2 separate regions of the Homo sapiens genome follow, and region 1 is linked to region 2. Evidence: chromatin loops called from intact Hi-C (ENCODE). Cell type or tissue: heart right ventricle. All regions are shown on one strand. Links, peaks and the distances in the headings refer to the core of each region. The heading gives the core; the rest is flanking DNA. Region 1 overlaps PDZD2 (PDZ domain containing 2). Region 2 overlaps PDZD2 (PDZ domain containing 2).

What was found. A loop is a pair of places that touch in the nucleus more often than their neighbours do. Peaks named below come from ENCODE experiments on the same cell type or tissue, not always from the same donor. Only the 100,000 strongest peaks of a DNase experiment are listed, where the experiment ranks them.
Region 1: a loop joins it to region 2, with 2.7 times the contacts of the local background. A loop is called at or near these places in 10 of 110 quality-filtered maps.

What each region holds. Positions count from the first base shown.
Region 1 is chr5:32,071,944-32,082,294 of GRCh38, reverse strand. PDZD2 (PDZ domain containing 2) reads right to left here. Exons shown (of 25, transcript NM_178140.4): 17 at 9,978-10,134; 18 at 7,652-8,463; 19 at 4,689-4,833. Among named protein-coding and RNA genes, the nearest start is that of GOLPH3, 97 kb to the left of the region's middle. In heart right ventricle, for the core only: a CTCF peak has its summit at 5,382 (motif pointing right); DNase peaks (open chromatin) are centred at 4,754, 5,394 and 8,144; H3K27ac peaks cover 1,527 bases.
Region 2 is chr5:32,023,212-32,033,562 of GRCh38, reverse strand. All of the region lies in intron 6 of PDZD2 (PDZ domain containing 2), which reads right to left. Among named protein-coding and RNA genes, the nearest start is that of MIR4279, 92 kb to the right of the region's middle. RefSeq lists an enhancer at 6,029-6,530. In heart right ventricle, for the core only: no CTCF peak of the experiment used is centred there; DNase peaks (open chromatin) are centred at 4,592, 5,312 and 5,452; H3K27ac peaks cover 3,885 bases.

The sequences.
Region 1 (10,351 bases), core at 3,505-8,504, 48 kb before region 2:
ATCCCAGCACTTTGGGAGGCTGAGGTGGGTGGATCACTTGAGGTCAGGAGTTCGAGACCAGCCTGGCCAACATAGTGAATCGCCGTCTCTACTAAAAACACAAAAATTGGCCGAGCGTGGTGGTGGGCGCCTGTAATCCAAGCTACTCAGGAGGCTGAGGCAGGAGAATTGCTTCAACTCTGGAGGCAGAGGTTGCAGTGAGCCAAGATCGCGCCATTGCACTCCAGCCTGGGTGACAGAGGGAGACTCTGTCTCAAAAAAAAAAAAAACAAAGATATGCCAGGCGCGGTGGCTCACGCCTGTAATCCCAGCACTTCGGGAGGCCGAGGTGGGCAGATCACGAGTTCAGGAGATTGAGACCATCCTAACACGGTGAAACCCCATCTCTACTAAAAATACAAAAAAATCAGCTGGGCGTGGTGGCGGACGCCTGTAGTCCCAGCTACTCAGGAGGCTGAGGCAGGAGAATGGCATGAACCTGGGAGGCAGAGCGTACAGTGAGCCAAGATCACACCACTGCACTCCAGCCTGGGCAACAGAGCAAGACTCCGCCACAAAACAAAACAAAACAAAACAAAGACATGTTTTGAAGAACATCCTTCTTACATACTGGAAAGCAGCTATTTGTAATAACACTGGAAGAAGAACTGCTACGAGCACTCAAGTACTCAGCAGGACCAACTGGTCACAGATAGCCTTTTCATTGGGAAGGAGAGAGAAATACCTAAACAAAAGGAGACAGAAGCTCTAAAATCTTTTAGAGATCCGGTAATCGGGTATTTCAGATACACCCCAAAAGCCCTTGAGGGTGCCAGTGTGTCACTGCAACTCGATCAATCCTGACGAGGACCCTTAAAGAATTAAATGGTAACTAATATATTATGTTTTGACATGTTAACTAAATATAGCACATATATCATTGCCTGTTAAATATAATCAGTTCCTGGTCTAGCATTCCTGGCTGCTCAGTGGGTGTAAGGGACACATAGCTGCACCTTTCTCAAGGCTCATTATCTATGGGAAATCCAGAGAGGGCAAGGCAGAAAAGCATCCAAACATCTGCACCCACCGGGGTCAGTACAGTCACAGAGGTGCACAGAGCTCCAGGGAGTACGGGGCTGGGAGACGAAATTCTCTCTACACTATAACACAAGAGAACTTGACATGCAGCAACCCACTTACTTAAGGTACAAACCCGCGGTATTTTTTTTTTTTTTTAAGTTCTGGGATACATGTGCAGGATGCGCAGGTTTGTTACACAGGGAAATGTGTGCCATGGTGGTTTGCTGCACCTATCAACCCGTGACCTAGGTATTAAGCCCTGCATGCATTAGCTATTGATCCTGATGCTCTCCCTCCCCCCACCACCCCATCCGCAACAGGCTCCAGTGTGTGATGTTCCCTTCCCTGTGTCCATGTGTTCTCATTGTTTAGCTCCCACTTATAAGTAAGAACATGTGGTGTTTGGTTTTCTGTTTCTGTGTTAGTTTGCTGAGGATAATGGCTTCCAGCTCCATTCTTGTCCCTGCAAAGGACATGATCTCATTCCTTTTTATGGCTGCATAGTATTCCATAGTGTATATGTACTACATTTTCTAACACTGATGAAAACCTCAGTATTGACAAAAACTGGCCTACCTAGAATAAGAAATTCCTCAGTGGCAAGAAAGGAAAGAATGTACTGCATGAGGTTGCAAATAGGAAATGTTGGTTTAGTGAAAAAAACCAACCCTTTGCTGTCCCTCTTCTATTCCAAAGCAAATCTGGATTCCAAGAAAACTTCCAGAGGACCATTATGTAGAACATGCACTCTTAAAATGTATGAAGATACTGGCCTCAAATGAAGCCTTACTTTGAAAGGTGACATTGAAGGCTGCCTCAATGTAACTTCATCTCCCTCAAATAGAAACCCCTCACCCCCCACTTTTTTTTTTTTTTTTTTTTTTTGAGATGGAGTCTCGCTCTGTTGCCCAGGCTGGAGTGCAGTGGTGTGATCTCAGCTCGCTGCAAGCTCCACCTCCCGGGTTCACACCATTCTCCTGCCTCAGCTTCCTGAGTAGTTGGGACTACAGGTGCCCACCACCACGTCTGGCTAATTTTTTGTATTTTTAGTAGAGATGGGGTTTCACTGTGTTAGCCAGGATGGTCTCGATCTCCTGACCTTGTGATCCGTCCGTCTTGGCCTCCCAAAGTGCTGGGATTACAGGTGTGAGCCACTGCGCCCGGCCAAATAGAACCCTTTTTAACACTCTTTGCAGTAAAGTCAAATTGCTAACAAAAAAATGCTTGTTAGTGTTTGTCCAGCAAGTGAATGTGAACCCGAAAGAGAAACCAGAACCCACAGTAACAGCCTCATCACTAACAAAGGAACAAAGAGCCTCGGATCACAGAACAGAGACATCAGGGGCCTGTATTTTTTCTGTGAGTAGCCATCAGGGTATGGGATAGATATTCTGGGGTTTCACTTTTTTCTTTTTTTTTCTGAGACGGAGTCTCGCTCTTTTTGCCCAGGCTGGAGTGCAATGGCTCGATCTCGGCTCACTGCAACCTCTGCCTCCTGGGTTTAAACGATTCTCCTGCCTCAGCCTCCCAAGTAGCTGGGATTACAGGCGCCCGCCAACATGCCCAGCTAATTTTGTTTTGTATTTTTAGTAGAGACTGGGTTTCACCATGTTGGCCAGGCTGGTCTCGAACTCCTGACCTCGGGGGATCCACCCACCTCAGCCTCCCAAAGTGCTGGGATTACAGGTGTGAGCCACGGCACCCGGCCCACATTTTTATTTTGTAGGACAGCCCTAAAAAGGAAGGCTATCTTTTTTCTGTCTACCACCGTAGTTTGCTAACCAATCAGAAGGCAGGCGCTGAGACAGTAACAACCAGCCGACAGTTGCGGAGGACTGCCGGGACTCCCACAGAGCTCGACAAGTGGGATCACAGTCATCACCAGCCACTGAGAAGAGTGTCCCCTACCCACAGAGTGCAAGTTTAGAATCCAGATTTCCTTTTTTTTTTTTGTTTTTTTTTTGTTTTTTTTTTGAGACAGAGTCTCACTCTGTCCCCCAGGCTGGAGTGCAATGGCACAATCTCAGCTCACTGCAACCTCTGCCTCCTGGGTTCAAGCAATTCTCGTGTCTCAGCCTCCTGAGAAGCTAGGATTACAGGCATGCACCACAACACCCGCTAATTTTTTTATGTTTAGTAGAGGCGAGATTTCACTATGTTGGCCAGGCTGGTCTTGAACTCCTGACCTCAAGTGATCGGCCCCCCCTTGGCATCCCAAAGTGCTGGGATTACAGGCATGATGAGCCACCGCGCCCCACCAGAATCCAAAATTTCAATAAAGGTCTCCACTAACAAGGAAGCAAAGTCACTTAATTCAGTTGATTTTTAAAAATCATGTTTTACAATATTATTTTGTTCAACTACTAGATGATGGGTAGCCAAATTTTACATACACACATACACACCCCACACTTTTTTTTTTTTCCCAGAGATTGGGTCTAGTTCTGTCACCCAGGCTGGAGTGTAGTGGCGTGATCATAGCTCACTGCAGTCTCAAACTCCTAGGTTCAAGTAACCCTCCTGGTCTTAGCCTCCAAAGTATAGCCACATGCCACCACATCTAACTAATTTCCTTTTTTTTTTTTTTTTTTTTTAATTTTTGAGACACAGTTTCACTGTATAGCCCAGGCTGGAGTGCAATGGCATGATCTTGGCTCACTGCAACCTCCACCTCCCGGGTTCAAGCAATTCTACTGCCTCAGCCTCCTGAGTAGCTGGGATTATAAGCGTGCTCCACCATGCCCAGCTAATTTTTTTGTCTTTTTAGTAGAGATGGGGTTTCACCATGTTGGCCAGGCTGGTCTTAAACTCCTGACCTCATGATCTACTTGCCTCAGCTTCCCAAAGTGCTGGGATTACAGGCATGAGCCACTGCACCTGGCACCTAAATAAATACTGAGATAACTTCTGCCTCCACGATGTTACTTAATCTCTCATCAACACTTATGTGTGGTTTTTCAGTATCATTTCACTTGTCCTTTGTGGAGGTTTTTGTTGCCATTTCTCAGTGCATTTGATTTCACGTAGGCAGAGTGCTGTGATTTTGATGGGTGGGAAGTCCTTTTGATTCATCTCATGTCTTGTTGGTGTCACAAAAGGGTAAAAAGGGTCAACTGACTGAAAATGGATGTGTTCAACATGGCATGAAAACGATGAGTTTAGGCACAATGATATAGTAAAGGTGCTAAATGCAGGCAGTATTTAAATGTTAATTTGTGTAAAAGATTTTTCTCCTTAAAAATATCAATTTCCTTTCTTTCTTTTTTCTTTTTTTTTTGACAGAGTCTTGCTCTTGTTGCCCAGGCTGCAGTGCAATGGTGCCACCTTGGCTCACTGCAACCTCCGCCTACCCAGTTCAAGCGATTCTCCTGCCTCAGCCTCCCAAGTAGCTGGGATTAAAGGTGCGCACCACCACGCCCGGCTAATTTTTGTATTTTTAGTAGAGATGGGGTTTCACCATGTTGGCCAGGCTGGTCTCAAACTCCTGACCTCAAGTGGTCCGCCCACCTCGGCCTCCCAGAGTGCTGGGATTACAGGTGTAAGCCACTGCGCCTGGCCTGTATAATGCTTTCATTAGGGTATCTCCCCACCTACTTTAAGATTAACAAATGGGAAAATAATCTTACCAGTCATGGGTTGTTGCCCCAGCTCTGATGCAGCTTTGGGCAGGTTCTCTGTGAGGTGGCTGGCATCCAGATGGGACAGAGCACTGGCTAGTTCACAGCTGGTAGAGACACAAGCATCTCCAGTGGTCAGCTTTCCCAGAGATTCCTGGCACAATGACAACCACAAGCCACTTGAAATAACTTTCAGGCTTTCTGCACCGTAAGATGAGATCATATATAGAGAGCAGAGCTAGTTCAGGAAAAGGCAAAGGGGCCCTGGACTAGGAGCCAGCAGATCCAGATTGTGGGTTTAAGGTCTGCTAGGAATTAAATGGTCATATCATTCTTCCCCAAGCCTCCATTTTTTTCAACTCTAAAATGGGCATAAAACATTCCCAGTCTTACTCATAGAGCTTAAAAGAAGACGATTAAATGAGAACAGTTATAAAAACAGCACATATAAGGCTAGACAGATGTAAGGTATTGTTATTATATTGCATAGAGATATCCAAGACTATAACACTAACTCCTTAGTTTGGTAGTGAGGGAATGAACGAATCTGGATAAACAAAATTGACATTTCATATTTCAAGACTTCACTTTGGCTAAGTGTCCATTACTTTCTCTTCTTCTACCTAACATTCAATGCAATGAAATTCTAAAACTAACAGTTAAATCAGCTTCATGTGAAATTTATCCATTGTGAGTGATAAAGTGGCCCAAAGGTGGCAGCAGAGCACAGAGGTGAAAGGGATAATATGTCTTTCAGCAGCTTTGGTAAGAAATCTTTTCATAAAATGTCAGTTACCAGCTGAGGGAAACCTAGATAGAGTTTAACTCAGTTAATTTTCTATTTATTAGTAACACAAATGTAACATAAAAACAGTAGAGGAGTTTCAGAACTAGACAGAGGTGGTGGGTCATATTGCATTCTGAATGTACTAAGTGCCATTGACTTGTACATTTCAAAATGGTTAATTTCATGTTATATGAATTTCACTTCAATTTAAATCAAGTAGTAAATAAAAACAGAATTTAACTCACGTACCAAAAGAGGAAGGTTTTTTCTTCCAATATTTGAGGACATATACTTTATAGCAATCCATTCTATTTTCTTTCTCAGATATAAATAAAATCAAATTTTGTAACTAAAATTTTTATGAGAAAAATTAGTCTTGTACAAGTTTCAAATGCTGCTCAAAAGTTCATTCTGAGAGTATTAACTTAGAATTACAAAACTCTTATTTTAATAGATATAAATTATTATGAATAAAAACCCTAATTTGCCTTTATACAGTTATCCAAAACTTGTGATTTGTTTTTTTTTTTTTTTTTTTTTCTTGAGACCGAGTCTTGCTCTGTCACCCAGGCTGGAGTACAGTGGCACGATCTCAGCTCACTGCAACCACCACCTCCCGAGTTCAAGAGATTCTCCTGCCTCAGACTCCCGAGTAGCTGGGATTACAGGTGCACACCACCACACCTGACTGATTTTTGTATTTTCAGTAGAGACGGGGTTTTGCCATGTTGGCCAGGCTGGTCTCTAATTCCTGACCTCAGGTGATCCACCTGCCTCAGCATCCCAAAGTGCTGGGATTACAGGCGTGAGCCACTGTGCCCGGCCGATGCTTTTTAAAAGAAGAAATTTACCCAATGGCCAAACATTATATTTTAAAACACAGGTAGTGGTTGGAGGTAAAATATGATATTTGAGGAGAAGGAAAAAAGATGTGCATTTCTATTAAAACAAAAATAAGGTTAAAAAAACGACTTTTGCCTGGTATAGTTTTTATGACTTAGCATTTTCCAGGTCTATTGACATATATGTTTATATAAACCACTTGAACACACATCTATAATAATATGGCTTTATAAGTCATCTCAGATTCTTTGTTCAGCGAGAGAGAGAGAGAAGTTATTTATGTTAAGGAGATTATAAACAACATTGATTTCTCGTACTGTCTCCTTGATAAAGTAGAGGTATATTGAACATTTTTAAAAATGAACAATTTGATATTCTAACATACTCGTAACCAAGTAGTAACATAACCAATATTAACTTGCATTTAATGTGGTACATTATCAATTTCTAAGTGAATGCATTCCTGTTATTCCATATGATACCACAGCAAGGTTATGAGTGGCTATAATTATATATAACCAATGTAGAAATTTGGAAAAATATAAGGATCACTCATAACCTTATCAGCTGGAGGGAATCACTGTTAACATATATTTGATGGTCCCTCCAGCTCTGTGAGATGACCAAGGCAGAGAGCACCAGCCCAGAGAACTAAGCTCAGAAATGTTTAATAACTTGCCCAAGTTGTAACTCGACCAGTGCCAACTAGTCAGCAGTGGAGCTCATGCCAGGCCCATGGTTTTACTTTCCCTGTGCCACACTGCCTTTCCATCATTAGCCACAGGTGCTGTGTACAGGTAAGACAGAGATTCTATAGTATCTTCTGGCCAAATGATCTCATGACTAACCTGCTGATACATTAATAAGCTCCCTAGGCTGGGTGCGGTGGCTCACGCTTGTAATCCCAGCACTTCAGGAGGCCGAGGCAGGTGGATCACCTGAGGCCAGGAGTTCGAGACCAGCCTGACCAATATGGTGAAACCCTGTCTCTACTAAAAAATACAAAAATTAGCCAGGCGTGGTGGTGTGCGCCTGTAGTCCCAGCTCCTCGGGAGGCTGAGACAGGACAATCGCTTGAACCTGGGAGGCGGAGGTTGCAGTGAGCTGAGATTGCGCCACTGCACTCCCGCCTGGGTGACAGAGCGAAACTCCATCTCCAAGAAAAAAAAAAAAAAGGCTTCCAAGCAGTCCAGGTATTTAAGTGACTGACTCTGTTGAAAGATAATTCTCCAGCCATCATCCTTTCCCACTGGCAGCTTACCCATGCTTTACAACAGACTCCATCTTCACTCACACATATTCATGCACTTCCATTCCAAGTAACTAAGAGAAAGTCAGTTACCTTCTCCACAGCTCCACCTGGCTGAAAGCCAGCGACAGTCACTTTGACAGAAGTGGCCTGGACTCTCGAGTCCAGATCGCATGGATCATTGGCTCTGCCAGTCAGGTTCACTGTCTGTGAGCCACTGGGCTTGGCCTCAGCCTCGGATCTCTTGCAGTGGGGGCTTACCCTGGCCACTGGTCTGTGCCTGGAGCCCAGGCCTTCACTTTTCTGCTGGGGGGAACTGGGGCTCCCAGTGTTCGTCGGACTCTGGGTGTCTGTACGGACTGTGTATTCCAATTTGGGTGCGCTACTTGATCCTGACAGTTCCTTCTTCCACCAGCTTCCAGGGCTCCCCTTGGGGGCCTCTGCAGAGTCCGTGAGGTTGGCTGCATAGGACGCAGCATCCACCATGCCCTCTGGGATACTCTCCTCTAAGTCCACTGAGCTACCAAGAAGAGGTGCCGAGATGGCCTTGCTCACCAGTGTTTTCCGGGGTCGTTCCTCTTGGTTGTGGACGTCCATGCCCTTGGAAGAGGAAATTGAGACACGCCTCGGGTCATCCTCTGACAGAGGCCTGATGGGACCCGGGAGGGCCCCTGGGAGTGAAATGCAGTCCCCTTCTCTGTCAAACTCTTCCTCATCACTGGCATCGTTGGCATCGTAGCAGCCTACCTTCCTCTGGCGGAGGAGAGGGTTTCGGAGGGCCTGTGGGCTTCCGGGGAGACTGGCTTGTCTGGCAACTGTCACCTGCTTGTGGAAGAGCCCAGAAGCCCGATGGCTCCCAAGAGTCACGAGGCTGTTGGCTCTGGGTTTTCCAGGCTCCTTGTGAGCTGGTGGAGGTGGGGACAGAAAAGTCAAGTGAAATTGAGCTTCCCACTTGGCCCTGTCTTATCATCTGACCCCATCATTACACATAAGCATTTCCACATTCACTAACACCAGACACACAGCCTCAGCCACTGGACACAAGGCCTAGGCAACATGGCTTCCTGGAGGCTATATGGAGTAGATAGGCGGGCTATCTTTCTCTTTTCCCTACTGACCTACCCCCCCCGCCCTTTTCTTAAACCCCAACCTCTGGATTAACTCAAACGTGTGCTGTTGGAAGACAGAAACTTAATACTTCCACCTCCATGATTATCTAACACATTGTTAGGGTTTAACCTAAATGCTGCTGAGAATTCCTCCATAGAAGGATGCCTGGGGACTGATGACATGTCCCACACACCTGGGCTGCCTTCTTGGCCCCTTGAGGTCCTTCCTTCATCTGCAGAAAGGGAGGCTTGATTGACAGGCACGTGAGTGCTTTTGCAGCATGAACTGTCCTATGTCTTAAAGATACTCTAGAACAATGCCAACCTGAATCTGCAACGATTTTTATATCTTGTTAAATGCAGTGAAAAATTACACGTTTGCACCTTGAAATGTTTCTATAAGAACAGAGCAAACTCATTGATAGCTCCGAATGAGTCAGAGTGGTCGTCGCCTGCCTCTCCTAAAACAAGGGGATTTTCTTCTTCAGATGTTAGAAATTAAGAGGAAACCTCACCAGCAGAAAGAAGTCTGAGAAATCGGTATGGATCATATCAGATTATCATCTCATATTATCTCAAATTGATATATCAATGAGATTAAAAAAAAAACCTTTTGATAATATGTCTCTTATGAGTTCTTAATCTTTAATTTACAGCCTTCTACAAAGAATGAAGCTAGGGCCTGGTGAGGGAAGGGACCTGGAATCTGGCTGGATTCCCTAAAATGTAAGGGCATCAGGTTGCCCATCCTGATTTGATGCCATAAAATTCAAGACTACATTATGTAAAGGGCATTGAAAGGAGGTCTGGTTTAGCCACCATCCACCCCTGACTATAGAATGTGTATCCAGCCCATTTACTGAGTAACTGAGTGGCCAGTCACTAACAGTGGCTGCATTTTCCAAGAGTAAACTCTCAGGGTACAGCATTGTCTAATGGTGCGATCTCAGCTCACTGCAACCTCTGTCTCCCAGGTTCAAGCAATTCTCCCCACTCAGCCTCCCAAGTAGCTGGGATTACAGGCGCGTGCCACCACGCCTGGCTAATTTTTGTATTTTTAGTAGAGATGGGGTTTCACCATGTTAGCCAGGCTGGTCTTGAACTCCTAACCTCAAGTGATCCCCCCGCCTCGGCCTCCCCAAGTGCTAGGATTACAGGCGTGAGCCACCGCGCCCGGCCTGGTCTCCAGCTCTTTTCTCGTATTACAGCGCCAGGGTAGCTAAACCATTGTAGCCGCCAGCACAGAGGTGGAAACCAGTCACTGCTGACTGGAATGCAGAGCCCAGGCCCTCTGGGGCACCCCTGCTTACTGGAGGTGCTGGGAGGCAGGCTGCCCTCCTCCGACGTGCTGCAGCCACTTCCCGGGTGATCCTCGTCCTCAGAACCGGCCACCATGAAGTCTGACAAGGGGCCAGGGACATCGTGGGCAAAGTACTGGGAGAGTTCAGATTCAGAAATAAGGGAGTCCTGTTGAAGAAGAAAACATCCGATAACTAAGAAAACACAGCAGAAGCAGACTTTCAAGGGTTATTACGTCCTATCTTTCCAAGAACACTTCGTTCTAATCAACGGTCACTTGAAATAGCTGTGATAGTAAACACCAACCTCCATGTACCTCAGAACGGCTAAATTGACAACTAATAAATAAAAAGGTGACTGCTGCCAGACAATGTTTTTAGAGACT
Region 2 (10,351 bases), core at 3,000-7,999:
GATATCTCAAAGAGTTGCAAGCAGAGAGCTCTTGCTGTTGAGCAAGGAAGGAGTGACATCTTATTTCAGAACCCACTGAAAGGGTTAGCAGTGGGGAATGAATTTAAATGGAACTGTTTCCTCTTATAACAAAAAACTGTTTTTTCGTTGAGTTTGTTGTGATATTAGACGACTTGTAACTCACTGAACAGGAAGTGGGTTGCTTAGACACATTCATTCCAGATTATGTCAGGAAGTAGCAATATAAAATGCAATTTTGATTACACTTTGACTATTGTCTGAAAATGTCCACACTCTAAGAGAGTCCCTTTTCTGTGTGTGGTTTTGTTCCCAATGCACAGAGCAAACTGTTCTGGAAATGATGTCATTTTAGCTGTTCTGAAACGAAATTTGCAAAATGTTCTCCTGGAAGGCCTTCAGTTCAGCGAAACAGTTGATAAAATCTATTATTCATGAGCAGTTTCTAATTCATGTGTTACAAAACAATGCCATTATTGCTTCTCGGCCTCTTGGCTAACATCAAGTGTAGTACAAAACAATCCCATTATATTAATGGAGTCTCATAGAATTTGCCAATTTCCATGGTAGAGCCTTCCTGTTTGCATCATTTTCCACACCTGTAACATACACAGCACTCAATGAAGAAGCATCTTTAGCATCTGATTTTGTAGAGAGGTAGTGGGGCAGAGTGGTTGAGAATCCGGCCAGCTACCTGGGCACAAATCCTGATTATACCATTTTACTGCAGTTTAGGCACGTCAGTCAACCTCTTTGAACGTCAGTGTCCTCATCTGAAAAATGGGCCTGCATTTGGGAATTAAATAACATAGGTTTCTGACTAAAGGTGGCAGATTTCTCCTGATTTCCCTTTGAAACCACACTAACATGACAGGGAAAATTTTTTTTAGGAAAAGACAGACATAATTTACAAGGATAAAGAAAACAGAAGACAAAAGCAACAAATTCTGGAAACCAGCAAGCTGACAACCACGTGGCAATGGATCTGACTTGAGAAAGCTGAATCCTAAGTGTGGACTGGAGAAGGCTGAACGTTCACACAGAGAACTCCCCCAAAGCTCAGAAGTTGCCAGAAGAGGACCTCTGGAAGTGGGCATGAAGGCGGAAGCAGTGGCCCAAGGAACGACCGAGAGAGTGAAAGTGACCGACGTGGCCACTGATTTACACAGGTCTGATTCCGAGGCAGATTCTCAGGGGCTGAGAATGGCCTAGGGAAACTTTGAGGTGCATCAGAATCAGCAGGAAAGCTAACAAAGAACACAGAGACCAGGCTCATGGAAGAGGAACAGGGCCTGGGCCTCTGGAATTCACCACTGCCCTGGGCCAACAGAACCAGCCTCCAGTGGAACTGGACACGGAACTAAGCTGCGACTTCCCAGTTCTTCCTGCTCTCCCCCACGTTTACTTCAGAAATGAAGAAGAGAAGAAATGAAAGCTTCTCAGCTGTACCTGAGTAGCCCACCAGCCAACAAATAAGGGTGACTGTCATGTTGCTCCCTATTCAGAGTATACATATTTTAATCAGTGATTTATGGAAACTTGTTCTGCTCAATGTATAAACTATAAGCACAGGAGGTGTATGCAGAGTATAATGCAATTTACATGTGCCATAGGCAGCAGCACGGATTGTGCCTGTAACATATTGATCATTGATATCCAAGGCAGTTTTTTCATTATGTGAAATAGGAACAATCGTATTTATGTTTAAAGAGTTAAAAATACCTTGCAATTGTCTTACAGGGTTATCATGAGGGTTAAAAAGAAATTCACTGTGGAGTACCTAATGTGTATCATAAGAATATAGGTAAGGTTTAGTCGAAATTAAAGAAATAAAAAGGCCCAAGCTTTCTCCCCCCAGGTCTCAGGGTGCCTCCAGATTTGATGATTACATAGACTGTAGCTCTAGACTGCAGAGATATACATTTCAACTTCATACCTATGGAAAGTGGCAGATTTCATTAAAGAATAAAGAGAAACCAATGGAGATCCAAAGACATGCCATCTTCTTTGAAGATGGGGAAAAAAGCCCTTTAATAAAATTACTGCAAAACTCACAGCTAAGAAGCCATTTTTAAAGGCATGTGCCTGAAATGCTCAGTTTTTAGAAATCAGGTTTGCGCACAAGAACAAGGAGGATTTGAAAACATGCTCTGGTCCCTGATCAGAATAGGCGTAGTGGAAAAGAGAAAATAAAGAAATACATGATGACTAACTAGAGAAAAAGGGATACTTCCTTAAAAGAGATCTTAGACAACAGACTCCAGAGTCTGATGAGTAACTGGGATTGTGAAGTCCCAGAGCACAGTGATGTATGGAAAAGACTCTTGACGGTTCCTATCTTAAAGGGTCTGTCACAAAAGTAGGGAGATGCTACGTTATTCCTAAATTAGTGGGGGTGACTGGGACCTGAAGAAAGCTACCTGAGAGTCAAAACCACAGGGAAGAGAGTGGAATTCCAGGCCCAGAAAACATGAGACAAATGATTTTAAGACTGCAGAGGAAGAGCTTTGGAAGGATAATCTGGGACAGCTCTCCCAAGAGAGATCAGCATATGCGGACAGACTTGAAGGCAAAACTGCAGGGAAGACCGAGAAGAATGAAAAAAATCCTCAGTAAATTCTAACAGAACACAGTTATCGGTCATTGCTCTGATGAAAGTGGGCCGAGAAATGCATGAAATGAGGGACTCTAAAGGGAGTAAATATGAGAAATACCAAGGGGGTGGGGCCTGGCAGGAGGAGAATAGGCTAGAACTTGATGCTGGCCTGATAGGAGAACATTTCCTAGGTGGAATTAGCTAACGCAGAGCCAGTGGTGGTCAGCATGCATTTGAACAATGGATATTTCACTAAATAGAAGAGTCATTGATTTCATCTCTTTCACAGTGATGGACCCTGTATATTATCTAGATTAGTATGTTAGGAAAAAAGGTCTGAGTCAGAAACAAAGAAACAGTAGAAATACTTTTTAAAAAACACCCAAATTCAGCATGCAAACCTATAAAGAAGAAATGGAACTAATTTAAGCAGCAGGTAAAAAGGAAACTCAATTAAGTCTTTCCCAAAGGGGAAGGATATGAATCACTACAGACATATCCAATTACTGCCCCAAAATATGTAGGAGAAAGCAATGCCACGTGATCCCTGGGACACTCAAAACCTGAGAAAAAACTAATCCCAAGGAAGAGGCGGCAGAGGTATTAGCCCTTACTAGCTCATTAGGGGCACAAGCTCTAGAATCATCAACAGAAGGTCTGGATCATGAATCTGCGGAGGGTGTTTTTCCAGCTCAACAAATGTGGAAGGAGAGATGAAGCTTTCTTCAGTCTAAGCACTTCCATGCCAAGAGGCAGTGGAAATGGAAAATGTGGCCCAGGACTGACTGAACATTCCTGCTTTTAAGAAGGTAGAGCTCCATCAGAGGCACCATCTACACCCAATGCAGCACGCCATGAAGCCCTTTACTTTTATGTCAAAGTGAAAATGCCAGTCAAGAAGCTACTGAATACACACAGAAAGCACTTGAAGTAGGACCGGGTTGATTTCCCTCCAACTCCAGTTGGGAGGAAGATTCCTGCCAATTGGCTTTAAGTTCATGGTCGTGAACTCCAGACAACTGTCAGACTGACTGGCATCTTTAAGAGAAGCCAAGAATCTTTTCCTCATCAACCTGCCTTTTCTTGATATTACTGAGTCTCTCTGGTCTGCCCTATTGGGAGGTAATTCTCCCTGGGTCTCTTGCATTTCTGCATGGCGTGCAAACAGAGACAGAGGCTGTTGTTACATGGAATTATCTGTCTTTCCAGGGATGTTTGTAGAGTGAACAGCCTTGAAAGTTAGATAGTGTCTCAGGAGGAAGGGACAGGTTCCTTCCTCTGGTGCAAAGGTTGGTCAGGTCTGCTTCTAGCCCATCATAAAAGACTGAGGTTGCCTATGGTGAGGGATCCTCAGCTGTGATGCAAATCCACTGCATGTGCACACCCCCGAGCCTGTGTCACCGCCACAGGACTTGCAGGGGAAAGGGGAAATGATGTGAACATAAAGCCCTAAATAAACTGGGGTTAAATCCTAAAAACTGGGATTAGGGAAGCTAAAATCTAGTTGCTGTGCCATGAGTAATAAAAAGTCATTTGTCTCTGACTCAGGAATCTCAAGTCTCCTGCCAGCATCCATGAAACTATAGTGGAAAAGCTTTTTTTTTTTTTTTTTTTTTTTTACAGTTCTTGATACTACCTTTGGCAAATTTAAATAAGGTCCCAAGAACAAAATCTTGCCTAGGACAACTGTCTAGGGACTGGGGTTTGGGTCATCTTTCTAAATGTTAAGGGCGTGGGGACAATGTTTTGATACTATTGAGGGTCCACTTACTTTTTTTTATTTGCATATCACTAAAAAGTAAAGCACATGAGAGACTTGCTGTTGAATGAATTCAGTCTTCTTGGAGCTGGAAAAAACTGTATTTATTCCTGTGGAAAACAGCCCAGGCTGCAGATGCTGAAAAACACAATCTTTTTCCAGCATCCAGCACCAAGGATCTCCTTAACTAAGAATGAGCAAAATAATGGCTGGGCGCGGTGACTCACGCCTGCAATCCCAGCAATTTGGGAGGCCAAGGCAGGCGGATCACTTGAGGTCAGGAGTTCCAGACCAGCCTGGCCAACCTGGTGAAACCCCGTCTCTACTAAAAATACAAAAATTAGCTGGGTGTGGTGGCACATGTCTATAATCCCAGCTACTCGGGAGGCTAAGGCAGGAGAATTCCTTGAATCCGGGAGGCAGAGGTTGCAGTGAGCCAAGGTTGTGCCACTGCACTCCAGCCTGGGCAACAAGAGCGAGACTCTGTCTCAAAAAAAAAAAAAAACAAAAAAAACAAAAAAAAAAAATAGAAGGAGCAAAATAAGAAATAGGAGAGATCAAAGGAGGCCATTAAGGGCTTTGGTTTTTTTTAAACACAAAAAGTCAAGGAAATTTAAGTTGAGATGTTAATTACTTTAGATTTTAAGATCTTTGGATTATGACCTACAAGGGCATTTAATTTATTTGAACATTATTATGTTGACATTTTATATCATTGCAGAACCTCTGAAAAGTTGCACTAGACAATGTGGCTAGAAATAATTTTGGATGAGAAATACCACAGGGACTGAGTTTTAGTTTCTGGCAAATTTCGTCTTCTAGGGGTGGGGGGCAAACCATCATTGCCCATGAGACAGGCCTCTTAGGTCCAAGCTAAATATCCTTAGAAATATCCTGTAACTGTTTCAAAGCATTTGTGAGCTCTCCTGGAACACACTGTGACTAATAGCATGTCGCAATCCTGAGTATCCGCTGTCTTTCTCAGCCAGCTCTTGCAGCCTTACGAACAAACCATGCAAAGCGTGGCTTTTATCTCCAGCTGTTTCCTTTGTGCAAGCTTGCCTAGTCCCAAAGAAAACTTCAGGACTGGTTGCACCCAGTTCTCACCATGTTTTTATGGTTCCCAAGACTTGAAAAAAAAAGAAAAAATCTGCAGATGTGACAGAAGACATCTAAGCTCCAAATCCCCAGGAAGCTCTGTTGGCTCATTCCCCGGTCAGTGTCCATAGGACAGTGGAACGCAGCGATTTCCCTTTCAGGCTTCAGTCACACTAAGATTATTTTTAGGTTGCCAAAGGAAGCTCATTTTCCAAGTCTCTGGGGCAGATGTTTGAGTGACCGAAGGAGAACCAGATGGTCATCAGAGAGGCCTGGGCTGGGAATGAATAACCATTCAGAAAATGGGAATCAGGACAACAATAAATCAGCACAAAGTAGCAAGAAGCCTGCAAGTTACGTGTAGAAATTAAAACAGGAATCTACTGCTACACTCGACCCGCTGCTTTCCAATCAAGAGAGTAACTCAGAACTAAAGAGGAAAACAGCAACACCACAAAGTCAAACTCGTCAACCCTGGGCGTGCTCTGGTACACGCCGGGCATGTGTGCATAGATCAGAGGTTGTCAGATGCAGCTGGGAGTGGGGGGAGCCGCAACTGATGCCCACTGCGACGCTCAGGCTGTGGCTCCGCAAATGAATTAATACTGCCCTTGTTCTAGCTAAGCCCATTTCCAGCTTCCTCCCATTCATCACCCCCAAACAATTTGAATGGGCTTAACACACATTGAGAGTGATTATTTTTATGCGTTGAAATTTAAAGAGATCTCTTGGTTCCTTAGAAAGTTGAGGTAATCACCTTTAAGGGCACAGGAATGTAATCAGTCATTAGCTTGTAACTGACCCTCTTGCAGTGGGTTTGTATGTGTCATGTTCCCAAGAGAGGCTAGTGTCCTCTAGTAACTCTCAGCTCTTTGAAAATAACAGGGGGGCCAGGCATGGTGGCTCACGCCTGTAATTCCAGCACTTTGGGAGGCCGAGGCGGGTGGAGCACCTGAGGTCAGGAGTTCAAGACCAGCCTGGCCAACATGGTGAAACCCCGTCTCTACTAAAAGTACAAAAAATCAGCCGGGCGTGGTGGCACACACCTGTAATCCCAGTTACTCAGGAGGCTGAGGCAGGAGAATTGCTTGAGCCCGGGAGGCAGAGACTGCAGTGAGCCGAGATCGTGCCACTGCACTCCAGCCTGGGCGACAGAGCGAGACTCTGTCTCAAAACAAAAACAAAAAACAAAAACAACAAAAAAAGGAAACAACAGGGGATGTGGAGGTCAAGGAGGAGAATGCATGTGTTCAACCTTAGTACAGATTTCAAATTGAGGTAAGGTAATAACAGGCATCCTCTGGGAAGTGGAACTCTCTCACTCTTGCCATGGTCCCATGACCTAGTGGGTGAGAAAACTATGGGGTCTGGAGCTATTCTTTGGATTTGGGGGCTGGCTACTCAAGGTAGACCCTTGGGTCATTTCTCAGCAGTGTTGGCTACCAGGTTCATTGCATTGGATGTATTTCTGGAAGTAGGACTATGATATGCTTTAAACACCAGAATGACAAAATCAGGTGTGTGTGTGTGTGTGCGTGCGTGCACGTGCACGCATACACATGCATACAGGAAAATCTCAAGACATGTAAAAGGTAGTGGTGGGAAGGCTGTTAAAAAAAGAAAGGCATGTAAAAGAGCCCTAAGAAGTACACAAGGCTGGGCGCAGTTGCTCACGCCTGTCATCTCAGCACTTTGGGAGGCGGAGGCGGGCGGATTGCTTTGAGCCCAGGAGTTCAAGACCAGCCTGGGCAACATCACAAGACCCCGTCTCTACAAAAAATACAAAATCTAGCTGGGTGTGGTGGCACATGCCTGTAGTCTCAGCTACTTGGGAGGCTGAGGTGGAAGAATAGCTTGAGCCCAGAAGATGGAGGTTGTAGTGAGCCAAGATTGTGCCACTGCACTCTAGGCTGGGTGACAGAGCCAGACACTGTTACCAAAAAAAAAAAAAAATAGTAGTCAACAGGACAATTAGCAGGAAAGGAAGCAAGAGGTGAATTGTCAGAAGGGGCCCTGATACAGCAGCAGAGTCAAATCCAATTCAGCAGCAACAGTAAACATACCAGGCTCTTTTTTAGACAAATCTTTCAGAAAATGTGTCATACTCTTACATGGATTATTGTAACAGAAAAAGATTGTTTTAACTGGGCATGCCATTTAGGCAGGTTTTAGGTGAAAAGTAAGACATCGTGGCCTGGGCTTGTTGGCTCACGCCTGCAGTCCCAGCACTCTGGGAGACTGAGGCAGGTGGATCACTTGAGGTCAGGGGTTGAGACCAGCCTGGGCAACATAGTGAAATCTTGTGTCTACTAAAAACACAAAAATTAGCTGGGCATTGTGGAGGGCACCTGTAATCCCAGCTACTAGGGAGGCTGAGGCAAGAGAATCACTTGAAACGGGAGGTGGAGGTTGTAGTGAGCCGAGATCATGCCACTGCCCTCCAGCCTGGGTGACAAGAGTGAGACTGTTTCCAAAAAAAAAAAAAAAAAAAAAAAAAAAAGCATCATGGTTACATTTGGGCTCACTAGTTGTTTTTTGTTTGTTTGTTTGTTTGTTTGTTTGTTTTGTGACAGAGTTTCACTCTTGTTGTCCAGGCTGGAGTGCAATGGCGCGATCTTGGCTCACCACAACCTCCACCTCCCGGGTTCAAGTGATTCTCCTGCCTCAGCCTCCCATGTAGCTGGGATTACAGGCATGTGCCACCACGCTCGGCTAATTTTGTATTTTTAGTAGAGACAGGGTTTCTCCATGTTGGTCAGGCTGGTCTTGAACTCCTGACCTCAGGTGATCCGCCCTCCTCAGCCTCCCAAAGTGCTGGGATTACAGATGTGAGCCACCGCACCCGGCCAGGGCTCACTGTTAAGTTCCAGGCAGCACTCTCTGGCCTTCCGCTGCCTTCCCCAGATCAATATGAGCTCCTTGCTGCTTCTTTCCTTCCTTCTTTTTCCTTCCTTTCTTTCTAGGAATAGTGTTGAGTTCATGGGCTTTGCTGACATATATTTCTAAGGGCAGGCGCTTCTTTAAGATAATCTGTTGGGAAAGCTGAGATGCTGGTGAGCCCACAGGAAGGAGCAAAAAGAGAGGCTGTTCCAGGCTCACAAATGATCACCTACAGCAGGGCTCAGCCAACATGCCTGGGGGCCAAATCTGGCCCAGCACTTGTTTTTGTCAAGTTTTACTGGAACACAGTCATGCCCATTTATTTATTGTTTATGGCTGCTTTCAAAGTACAAAGGCAGAGGTGAGCAGTTGAAACAAAGACTGTTTGGCTAGCAAAGCCTGAAATGCTTATTATGTGGTCCTTCAGTTGTAACTCCTCATCTACAACGGAGCCCCCATCCATGGGGCATATGTGCCAAACCCCACGTTTCTTTCTTTCCTTTTCTTTTTTTTCTTTCTTTTTTTTTTTGAGATGAAGTCTTGCCCTGTCGCCTAGGCTGGAGTTCAATAGCACAATCTTGGCTCACTGCAACCTCCACCTCCCGGATTCATGCGATTCTCCTGCCTCAGCCTCCTGAATAGCTGGGATAACAGGAGTGCACCACCACACCCAGCTAATTTTTGTAGTTTTAGTAGAGACGAGGTTTCGCCATGTTGGCCATATTGGTCTCAAACTCCTGACCTCAGGTAATCTGCCCGCCTTGGCCTCCCGAAGTACTGGGATTACAGGGATGAGCCACCATGCCCGGCCCCGTTAATTGGAACATGTTTCTGTTCACGTCTTCCACCCACAAATCTAATGCCTTTTCCATCTTAGCTAAGCGCTTATGCACTGTGGCTGTAACTTTTGCGGCTTGAGGGATGATGGCAAAACTAGCACAAAATTCTTTTTCCTTCTTCACAGTTTCAAGGATAGAAGATTCATTCTTACCATAGATCTTGCAACCTCAGCATATGACTTTTCCTTCCTTCCTCAAGAAACTTTCCACCAAAAGGAAGCCCTGTATGGCTTCTCTTTGGCTTATCTGCATTGCCAGCATCATTGCTTGCACTACGGGGCAATCATGAAGCAGAATACAACTGCTTGATCACAAGAACCGTGATACCACAATAGTTGATCTGATCATGGAGCTGGCTACGTAGTGACTAACGGGCAGGTAGTGTAGATGGTGTAGATAAACTGGATGAAGGGGTGATTCACGTCCCAGGCGGGACAGAGCAAGACAGCATGAGATTTCACCACTCTCGTCAGAATGGCACACAATTTAAAACTTACGAATTGTTTGTTTCTGGAGTTATATTTTCTGATAGAGGTTTACTGTGGGTAAATGAAACTGCAGGAAGCAAAACTCTGGATAAGGGGGGCTACGGTCTAGGAATAGTTCATACTCTAGCCCTACCCATCTCCCCACTGCCATCTGTACCCAGAGTCGTTATGAAGACTTGAGAATTTTCAGAAAATATGACTTAGTAAGTGAAAGGGAAGGAAGTGACAGAGAGAGACATCTTAGGCAAGAAGCTAGCATGGTATCTCCTCTAAAAGCAACCTTGTCATCCAGGATTCTGTGTAATTTTATCTTAAATTTCATTTTTAAATGATACAGATAAACTCTTTAAGAAGGATTCTCTGTTTAAAATGTACATACTTTGCTAAGTGTCCCAGAATCACTTACCACTGTTTAAATAGGTTTTAAGTCAGATTGCTTTCCTAACAAACACACTGCTTGGAAAAATGGAAAAGGTTGGTTTGTTTTTTGGTCTTTTGGGTTGTTGGTGGTGGTGCAATGAGAGAACGTGGCTTGGAGAAGGAGGAAGGAGAGGCTGTCTGGGAGGGGAGACGGTGGGGACCTCAGTGGAGAGTTCAGACCAGGATGAAAGCTCTGGGCTCCGGGGGCCTGTAAAGACAGCCGGCATCAAGTGAGCAGGAGGGGATGACATGA